Linked DNA regions of Homo sapiens: all the other regions are linked to region 1. A link is a contact called in ENCODE Hi-C data. All regions are on one chromosome and are shown on one strand. Each heading gives the region's core, a stretch centred on a gene start or an enhancer-like site at or near the end of the contact. The rest is flanking DNA. Distances are from core to core; before and after follow the strand shown.

Evidence for each region. Hi-C counts contacts between places; a loop is a spot of excess contacts on that map. Pooled maps may share reads with other maps.
Region 2: a map of ascending aorta shows a loop between it and region 1 (6-fold over the local background). The contact joins the promoter of ANLN here to the promoter of AVL9 in region 1. A Hi-C loop is called at or near these places in 2 of 168 maps with a recorded cell type or tissue (ascending aorta and naive thymus-derived CD4-positive, alpha-beta T cell) and 9 of 50 pooled maps.
Region 3: a map of CD8-positive, alpha-beta T cell shows a loop between it and region 1 (19-fold over the local background). The contact joins the promoter of JAZF1-AS1 here to the promoter of AVL9 in region 1. A Hi-C loop is called at or near these places in 3 of 168 maps with a recorded cell type or tissue (CD4-positive, alpha-beta memory T cell, CD8-positive, alpha-beta T cell and naive thymus-derived CD4-positive, alpha-beta T cell) and 4 of 50 pooled maps.

The regions. Positions count from the first base shown.
Region 1 is chr7:32,494,234-32,496,933 of GRCh38, forward strand. AVL9 (AVL9 cell migration associated) reads left to right here and starts at 1,256. Exons shown (of 16, transcript NM_015060.3): 1 at 1,256-1,569. The coding sequence starts at 1,477. It also overlaps a transcript of LSM5 not described here. RefSeq lists enhancers at 770-979, 1,053-1,851, 1,852-2,650 and a silencer at 1,070-1,719.
Region 2 is chr7:36,388,467-36,391,166 of GRCh38, forward strand. ANLN (anillin, actin binding protein) reads left to right here and starts at 1,396. Exons shown (of 24, transcript NM_018685.5): 1 at 1,396-1,578. The coding sequence starts at 1,561. It also overlaps a transcript of MATCAP2 not described here. RefSeq lists enhancers at 1,041-1,631, 1,632-2,222 and a silencer at 1,041-1,450.
Region 3 is chr7:28,179,118-28,181,817 of GRCh38, forward strand. It overlaps JAZF1-AS1 (JAZF1 antisense RNA 1), which reads left to right and starts at 1,340. Exons shown (of 4, transcript NR_034097.1): 1 at 1,340-1,422. JAZF1 (JAZF zinc finger 1) reads right to left here and starts at 1,678. Exons shown (of 5, transcript NM_175061.4): 1 at 1,346-1,678. The coding sequence starts at 1,460. RefSeq lists enhancers at 1-398, 399-898 and a silencer at 753-872.

The DNA.
Region 1 (2,700 bases), core at 6-2,505:
TTAACACATCACACAGCTGACAGCTCAAAACAGTTAATATATTAAGAAAACAGTTAATATATTCTGCATACAGGGAGCAATATAGTTTTACACAGTTTTCTTAGCCAATGCCAATAATTTTGTAATACAGAAAAGAAATGTATAGCAGCATCTTGAAAAATGTCTGCAGTATTAGCATTAAAACAGTTCTACTGAATCACAGAAACTAAATTTGATTTAGGAAGCCTACTGTTTTTCTCAGCTATGGTTAGATTAGAACAGAGCTCCTTACTTTTCAAGACCAGAAGTGCAAAATATCACAGTTACTGTAGTAATCTCGAATTCTATTTGAAGCAGACACCTATCCTTTAGGTTATTTGAAAACTGTCCTAGATAAGACTTGTTAAATCTTTTCTATAATGCACTTTAAATTGACATGAGATTCACTGCTTAAAAAAGAATTGTAGTACAATCAGTAAAGGAATTAAAAAACCCTGGTGACAACAGAGCCCATATATTTTGTATTGACCAGAGTACTACACCCAAAATGAGATGGAATGAAAAGAATATTCTTATAAAATCGCAGGACTAGAATAATCATTTTACACGTATCCAAGTAAACTTCCTTTGTTGTCAAGGATATTCTGTTTCAGGTTTTAAATGCGTCTCAGATTCCTACACATAATATTTAAACGAAGAAAAAAAAACTCTAGAAAGAAACAAACAAGAATTCTCGAGTAAGCAAGTAATTTAAAGGCTGAATACACAGATACGCAACCTCACCAGTATGCTCCATGTTACTACATATTTAAGAATAAGGACGGGGGCCACAGAGGCAAAGGCAAGGAGGTGAAGGAATCGGACACTCGGAGAGTGAACCGAAAAGATGTGAAAAAGCAAGGAAAACAGAAGAGAAGAGGGAAGTGGGAAAACTTTGAGGAAAAAGAGAAGGCAAAAGAGAAGGAAGTGCTTTGAGATTGAATCCAGGGAGGAAAAAGCAGGTGTGCCACGCCGCACCTCCAGGTCCCGCGGACACCACAGGCTCTGCAAGCCCAGCCGCCCGGGTCACGTAAGCCCCACCCCGCCGCTCCTCGTCAAGTCCCACCCGGACCCGCCCTCCCCCCGCTCCTCCCCCCGCTCCTCCCCGCCCCACAGAGTCGATCTCTCCTCTCCTAGACCCACCCCGCTCCCCCAGGCTCCACCTCGGCCTCTCAGACCCCGCCCCGTCAGGGCCCTCCCGGCCTTGCCCAGCCCTGCCTCGCCGGCGGCGGCCGCCGTGTCAGGTGACAGCCCGGAAGCTGCGGAAGCGGATGAGGGAAGGGCGGCCGTGGCCCTGGGGGCGGCGGGAGCTGCTTTGCCTCCACCGATCTCCCTGTGCGGCCCTCATGTGCTGTGCTCGCTGACACCCGAAGTCCGCGGCTTTCCGCACACGGTGGGGTCGTCAGACCCGCTGCCCTTGGCGGTCGAAGTCGTCGTGCGGGCCCGCGGCGGCCGCCCATGGAGAAGGCCAGGAGAGGCGGGGATGGCGTCCCCCGGGGGCCCGTACTGCACATCGTGGTGGTCGGATTTCACCACAAGAAGGGCTGCCAGGTGAGGAAAGGGCCCGCCCCCGCCCCCAGCCGTTCGGGCGTTCGCCCCTTCCGGGGCCCCCCTGCCCTGCTTCTGTGTGCTCAGCTCGCGTCGTGCAGTCCTCCCCACAGCGCCTGCGACCCTTCGCCTCTCAACCTGACTCCTTTTGCAGCTCCTCCCACCCGCCCCACATGAAGCCCAGCCCCCACAACCTCTTCCTTCTGCCCCTGAAAAATGGTTGAGCAGCGGAGGAGCTGGTTGATACGTGTAGGTTGTAGGTTTTTAACTTCTGCTTTGGTGGAGTGGGAGGAAAGCATCGAAGACCGGCCCCACTCTCTTCCCCGTCCATCATTGTCTCCACTGGCTTTCTGGGTGTCCACCTATAATGGGAGTCTAGAAAAATTCAGTGCTTGGACTCTGCTTTCAAGGTAATAGGCTCAGTGGGCTTGCATACTAATGCTTCAGGTAGCTTGCAGCACATGCAGCCTCCGTAGAAAAATCAGCTTCCTTTGTTTATCTGATGGAAGCCTTGGAATCTCTCCTGTTAGGTACGGTTGTCGATTGACTTTGCCTCCCCCTTCCCATTGGTCCTTAGTTTTGCTATTTCATCTTCTCCAGATTTTGCCTTTTGGTGAGAGATTAATCTCTCCATATCAACCGCAATAAGAGAAAGTGTATTACCAAACCGTTCAAATATAAAGGCGTTTTTCAGCAGCCTCACTGAATCATTAATGCAGCATCTGAAATGGAATATTTGCAATCTATGTATTGAAGGCAAGAGAACAAAATAGAAACAGGATTATTTAATGAGCAAGCAAACACTGGAAGGGAATGATGTCATAATGTGCTAGTGAACAGTAAATTGAAATGCTTTTTTGAAGTATTAAAAATAGTAATTGCCACCACTAGCTAATGAAGCATTTAGTTTCTTGCATTCCACAGGAAATGTAACATTTTAGAAGACTTATTGGCAAAAATTAAGTTCTCTAGGGAATAAGAGAAAAGTGATGGGAGTGAAAAAATCGTGTTTGTGCGTAATTTTGAAATATATCCTCACACCTGGAATGCCAGCACTTTTAGAGACTGATATGAAAGGCTCACTTGAGCCCAGGAGTTTGAGACCAGCTTAGATAACAAAGGGAAACACTGTCT
Region 2 (2,700 bases), core at 146-2,645, 3.9 Mb after region 1:
GCTAAGATGGACATATTATTAAACATATTGAAACCACTCAGTTGGGAGGAATAGTTCTGTTTTGTTCAGCTCATGGACAGTCACTCTTAACTTTTCAGATGAACAAATCAAGAACTGTCATCTTTACCTGCACAGACTTGTTATAGAAGAAATGAATCTGATACAGAAATTATGTAACCTATCTTACAATTTGGAGTACTCTACAAAGAATAAGCAGGAGACACAGCCTTAGCTAGTGTGGAAAACGGGTCATGAGCTGAGAACAGGGTTTTCATTTCTTTGGACCAGTTTCTTTAACGTTTTCGGGTGTCCCTTCTCTCGGCAGTAAAAGGAAGGATTGAACTAGATAGAGGGCTTGTCAGAATTCCTCCCGCTCTAACACTGTACACAGTTGGATGGAATTTAAAATAAAAAATTGTGCATGAACGCTTCACACAGTCTGTTAATTTTAGCTTTATTTCATTGGCTTAGAGTGTCGGGGACCCACCGGAACTGGCTTTTCTGAGGGCCAGGCCTGCAGTCCCCCTTTTGGGGACTAGGAGTTGGGTGTGACCTAGGAAACAAAGCTACTGAAGGCCAACGGGCTAGCAGCACCTGAAACACAAGGGCTCTTTGTCTGGCTCTGTAGCCCAGGCTGGAATGCAGTGGTGTGATCTCTGCTCACTGCAACCTCCACCTCCCGGGTCCCAGTTCAAGCAATTCTCCTGCCTCAGCCTCCCGAGTAGCTGGGATTAGAGGCACGCGCCACCATGCCTATCTAATTTTTTTGTATTTTTAGTAGAGACGGGGTTTCACCATGTTGGCAAGGCTGGTCTTGAACTCCTGACCTCGTGATCTGCCCGCCTCGGCCTCCCACAGTGCTGGGATTATGTCCTGCCAACACAAGGGCTCTTAATCCTTTTTTTTTCTTTTTTGAGGCAGGGTCTCACTCTGCCGCCCAGGCTGGAGTGCAGTAGTGAGATCGCAGCTCACTGCAGCCATGACCTCCTGGGCTCAAGCGATCCTCCAGCCTCAGCCTCCCCAAATGCTGGGATTATAAGCATGCGCCACTACTCCCGGCCTTAATACTTTATTTAGGAATGAAGGAAGGCGGGAACACCCAAACGCGGTTGGTGTGAAGCAATCGCCTTAAAGCTGAGGGGAATGTGTGGTTGTTGGGGGTGGAGCCAGGAACCCGACGCCGTTGGAGAGCAGGAAGCGCCCCGCTGCCCGCCTCCACCCCGCGGCGAGGGCTGGGAGGGGGCCGGGAAGGAGGCGGGGCCGCCCCTGGGAACCACCCGGCCCGGCGCGGCCACGTGACCGAGCGCAGGGGCGGGGAGAGGGCGCCCCGGCTCCGCCCAGCGCGCATGCTCGCGGCTCGGCGCTGAAATTCAAATTTGAACGGCTGCAGAGGCCGAGTCCGTCACTGGAAGCCGAGAGGAGAGGACAGCTGGTTGTGGGAGAGTTCCCCCGCCTCAGACTCCTGGTTTTTTCCAGGAGACACACTGAGCTGAGACTCACTTTTCTCTTCCTGAATTTGAACCACCGTTTCCATCGTCTCGTAGTCCGACGCCTGGGGCGATGGATCCGTTTACGGAGGTGAGTGAGTTTGCGGGTGCAGCCAGCCATGACCCACCGCTCTAGGCCCCCACCCACCTTCCTCTGTCAACCTCTGGGCGAACCCCCACCGGGCGGAGGGCGCGTGTGTGCGCGCGTGCGCAGTGTGTGCGGGCCGGGGTCGCCGCGGCTGCGGCCTGCTGTGGTTGGTGGGTTCCTCTGAGATTTTGTTGTTTCGGTCCTACAGATAAAACTCAGGGAGGAAGGCTTTGAGTCTGTCCTAAAAGGCTGTTGCGAGAGGTCTTTCAGCCCCCGTTTTTACCATGTCCCTCTGCAGTCCTGGCGCAGCAAGAGTGAGGCGCAGGCCTGCGGAACGGGTCCTGCTGGAAGCAGCTGGAATGCCCTGCAGGGCGGGGTCCGGGGCCGGTGACTCAGTGCGGCTGCCGCCGGGAAAGGCAGTAGGATGTGTGATTTGCGGAGTTCACGCAGCCCGCAGGGGAGATGCTAATGAAATGACAGCAAAACGTTAAAATAAGCAGGTGCTAGAAACCACTGCATTCGTTCATAAAAAGCCAGTAGTTCCTTGAGATCCCATTGTTCAGCTAACTAACGAAGAAGTTCATACCCGGGACTGACCATTTTAATTGAAACAATGCAAGTGTACCGAGCAAAACTATCAGCTCACGATTTTAGAGCAAAGAAATAAACTTTTCGGTGTTTCTGGGGCATATCATTACAGTACTTATTTCATCTTTTGTTCCTTTGAGATTGCATATGGGTTACATGGTTATTGTGTCGATTTCTCTAGTTTTAGCTTTTGTGGAGAATGTGCGTTGTCACATTCAGGAGTGTTTTGTTGCCAGTTGTCCACTCTCTTTTATTCCAGGACAGTTCCTCTTTCTTTAGGCTGTTGTGCAAATTTCAAACTGTTAGTTTTTGAGTGTTGCAAAGTGGACCTAAAACTGTTTACACTGATTCAAAAACTTAAATGCTGTGAAGAGTGGTAATTCTTTCGGGGAGATGTAATTATAATTCTATAAGTTATGTATGAGATATTAATTACAGATTTCAGCAATTAGAGTTTACTTATATTCAAGCATGACATAATCTATTTTTCTGTTTCAAATTCTTAATCATCTTGGGACAAATACATCAATTTTTTTC
Region 3 (2,700 bases), core at 90-2,589, 4.3 Mb before region 1:
GAATCCATGGCATTCATTTGGACTTCCTGGGGGCAATTTACAGGTTCTCTGGATTAGACAGCCCCATTGGGACATCGCTCGGACCCTTCACCTTCTAGCCCACGCAGGACAACTCGCTGGCGTCGGTCACACCTTCCGCAGGTGGTTGGACCGCCTAAGCCAGATGCACCCGGCCCACCTCCCTTAGCAGGGGTTCCGAATAGAAGTGTGAAAATGTGTGCAATGACTTCTGCAAATCAGAGGACTTGTTGAAAGGTCCAGGGGTCCAGGCGTGAAGGGAAAGCAGCCACCCTGCGGGGCGCCCCCTCCCCGGCGTCTCCCGGGCCCGGGGCGCTGCGCAGGCCGCCGCCGATCCCAGGGCGCAGCCAGCGCACCTCGGGCCTAGCACCATTAGAAAGGCAAATCGCAGAGCCGGGGTGCATTTAAATGCCCGGCCATGGGCCCTGGGGGTGTCTCTCCAGCGGGCGCCGCCGCAGGGGCCTCCAGGGCGCGTCGACCCCGGGGCGCTGGGCGCGGCCCGCGGGCGCACCCAAGACCTCAGCCCGCAGCGCCCGGGCGTCCGCGCCAGGCCGGGGCAGGGGAGGGCACCCAGAGCCCCCGGGCCCGCGTCCCCGGCCCCGCCCGGGCCCCTCGGCCGCCTCCCAGGGAGAGGGCAAGCTCCCCGGCCCCCGCCCGCGGCCGCCGGCCCCGGCCCCCTCCCGACGCACCACACCTAGCAACCGGCGCTGACAGGACGCAGTGGCGGCGGCGGCGGCGGGAGGAGGAAGCGGAATGGCTGCCGCGGTGGAGCCACCCCCGCCCCCCCGCTCCACCTCCCCGCGGCTGCAGCCGCCGCCGAGCCCTGACAGCTCGAGCCGGGGCGGAAGCGCCCGGCGGCGTGCAGCGCCCGCCCCCCGCTGCCCTCAGCGCCTCGGGCTACTCCGACCACCCGGGCCAACTAACTCCGCGACCCTGCCCAGCGCCCAGCTCCCGCCGCCCGCCGCGCCCTCCGCCCCGCGCCCCGCGCGCCGGCACTCGGCCCCGCCGCCGCAACCCCGCCGCCCCGCCGCGGCGCTCCCCGCTCCCACCACTTCGCAGCCCGCGTGCACGCCCCTGAGTCCCCCAGCCGCCCGCCCGCCCGCCCGCGGCACCTCGGGGCGCCCGCCCCCTCCCCCACCCGAGCCCGCTCCCCGCCCCCCGGCACCTCGCGCCCCCGCATCCCGCCACCCCCACCTCGGGGCTCGCACGCGCCCTCCCCGCCCTGCCGCCTCCCTCCCCGCCGGCCACCCCTGGCCATTCCGGGGCTCCCCGCCCGGGCAGGAGTTTCCGCGCGCCTGGCACCCCCGCCCACCCCCGGGCCATTTACCGATGTGGTTGTCCTCGATGTGCTCGATGAGGTCGGCCAGGGTGGGGAAGTGGAGTCCGCAGCCCCCGAATCGGCAGGTATTGGAGAAGAAGGAGGCGGCGGCGATGCCTGTCATGGTGCTACATCGAGAGCCCCCCTGGTGTCGGCTCTGCGAGCGCCGGGCGGGCGAGGGAGGGAGGGAGGCCGGGTGGGGTGAGGAGAGGAGGGGCTGGGGGAGGGGGAGAGAGGCGGGGTGAGGGGAGCGGCGAGGACGGGACGGAGGGAGAGGGGGCGAGAGAGATGGAAGGAGAGCGAGGAGCCACCGGGAGGCAGAGGGGAGGCGGCGGCTGCGGCGGCGGCGTCGGGAGCGGCGGGGGGAGGGCGGGGGCGGGGGCGGGGGGGGAAGGCCGCCGCAGCTGGGAGGAGGGACCAGGGCGCGCGGCTACAGCTGTGCGGCCCCAACCTCAGCGCGCGGACCCAGGCCTCACCTGCGAGCCCTGCCACCAACTTTATCTCGCTAGGCCTGCCCTTTACGGCTTGCCATCCGTGCCATCTGTTTGGAGCCTCCTTGGTTATGTATATGACGTTCTTAATACACCCACATCGATTAATTACACCTACCTCCCTGCGAGGAGAACTCAGGGAGTTACCCTGGTCCCTCTCAGGGACATTTTTTTGTACTCAGCCACCTGTCTAGGTGTGACACATTCACAGGGGACCCAGGAAAGGTAATTGTGTGCACCTTCTTCTTTAAACCTTCTTTAGAAAAAGTACACATTCTCCGGAGGTTTGTACTAACTAATTGATTTTAATGAAGCTTTCCCTCTAGGCCAGAAAAAAATCTTAGCTTTATTTAAATTTCAAAATAGAGTGCTTGGTTGTCAAGTGCATTTGCCTGTGTTTTACATATGTGCCACGTTTTTTATACTCCCTGCTCCTTCTAGGAAAACAAAAACTAAAATAATTTCATCACCCGAAATTACAGCACCCTACTGCACCCACTCCACCATCTCAGGTCTGGTAATTAACCCATCCTCGTTTCAGCCACTGCAGAAAGGACAGTGCATTGGTTAAGGCTAGAAGGAGCGGAAACAACGGCAAGGGACATAGTGACTCTTCATTTAAAAAGGAAGCGATTTCATCCTGTGAGCATTTAAAGCATAATGTTGACCAGGTAACCACTTAAGGTGAATTTAGTAGCTTCCCTGAAAACCAGCATTTTGCTGAGAATCAATTACTTTCTTGTCCCCACCCCCTCCTCCAGTTGCAGTCATATTTCTTCTGTAAAGTGTGTATTTTCCAGTAGCACTTTTCCAGGTGTCTAAGAAATATTACACATTATCAGCAGTTTATGACCCAACAGTACATTTTTTTTA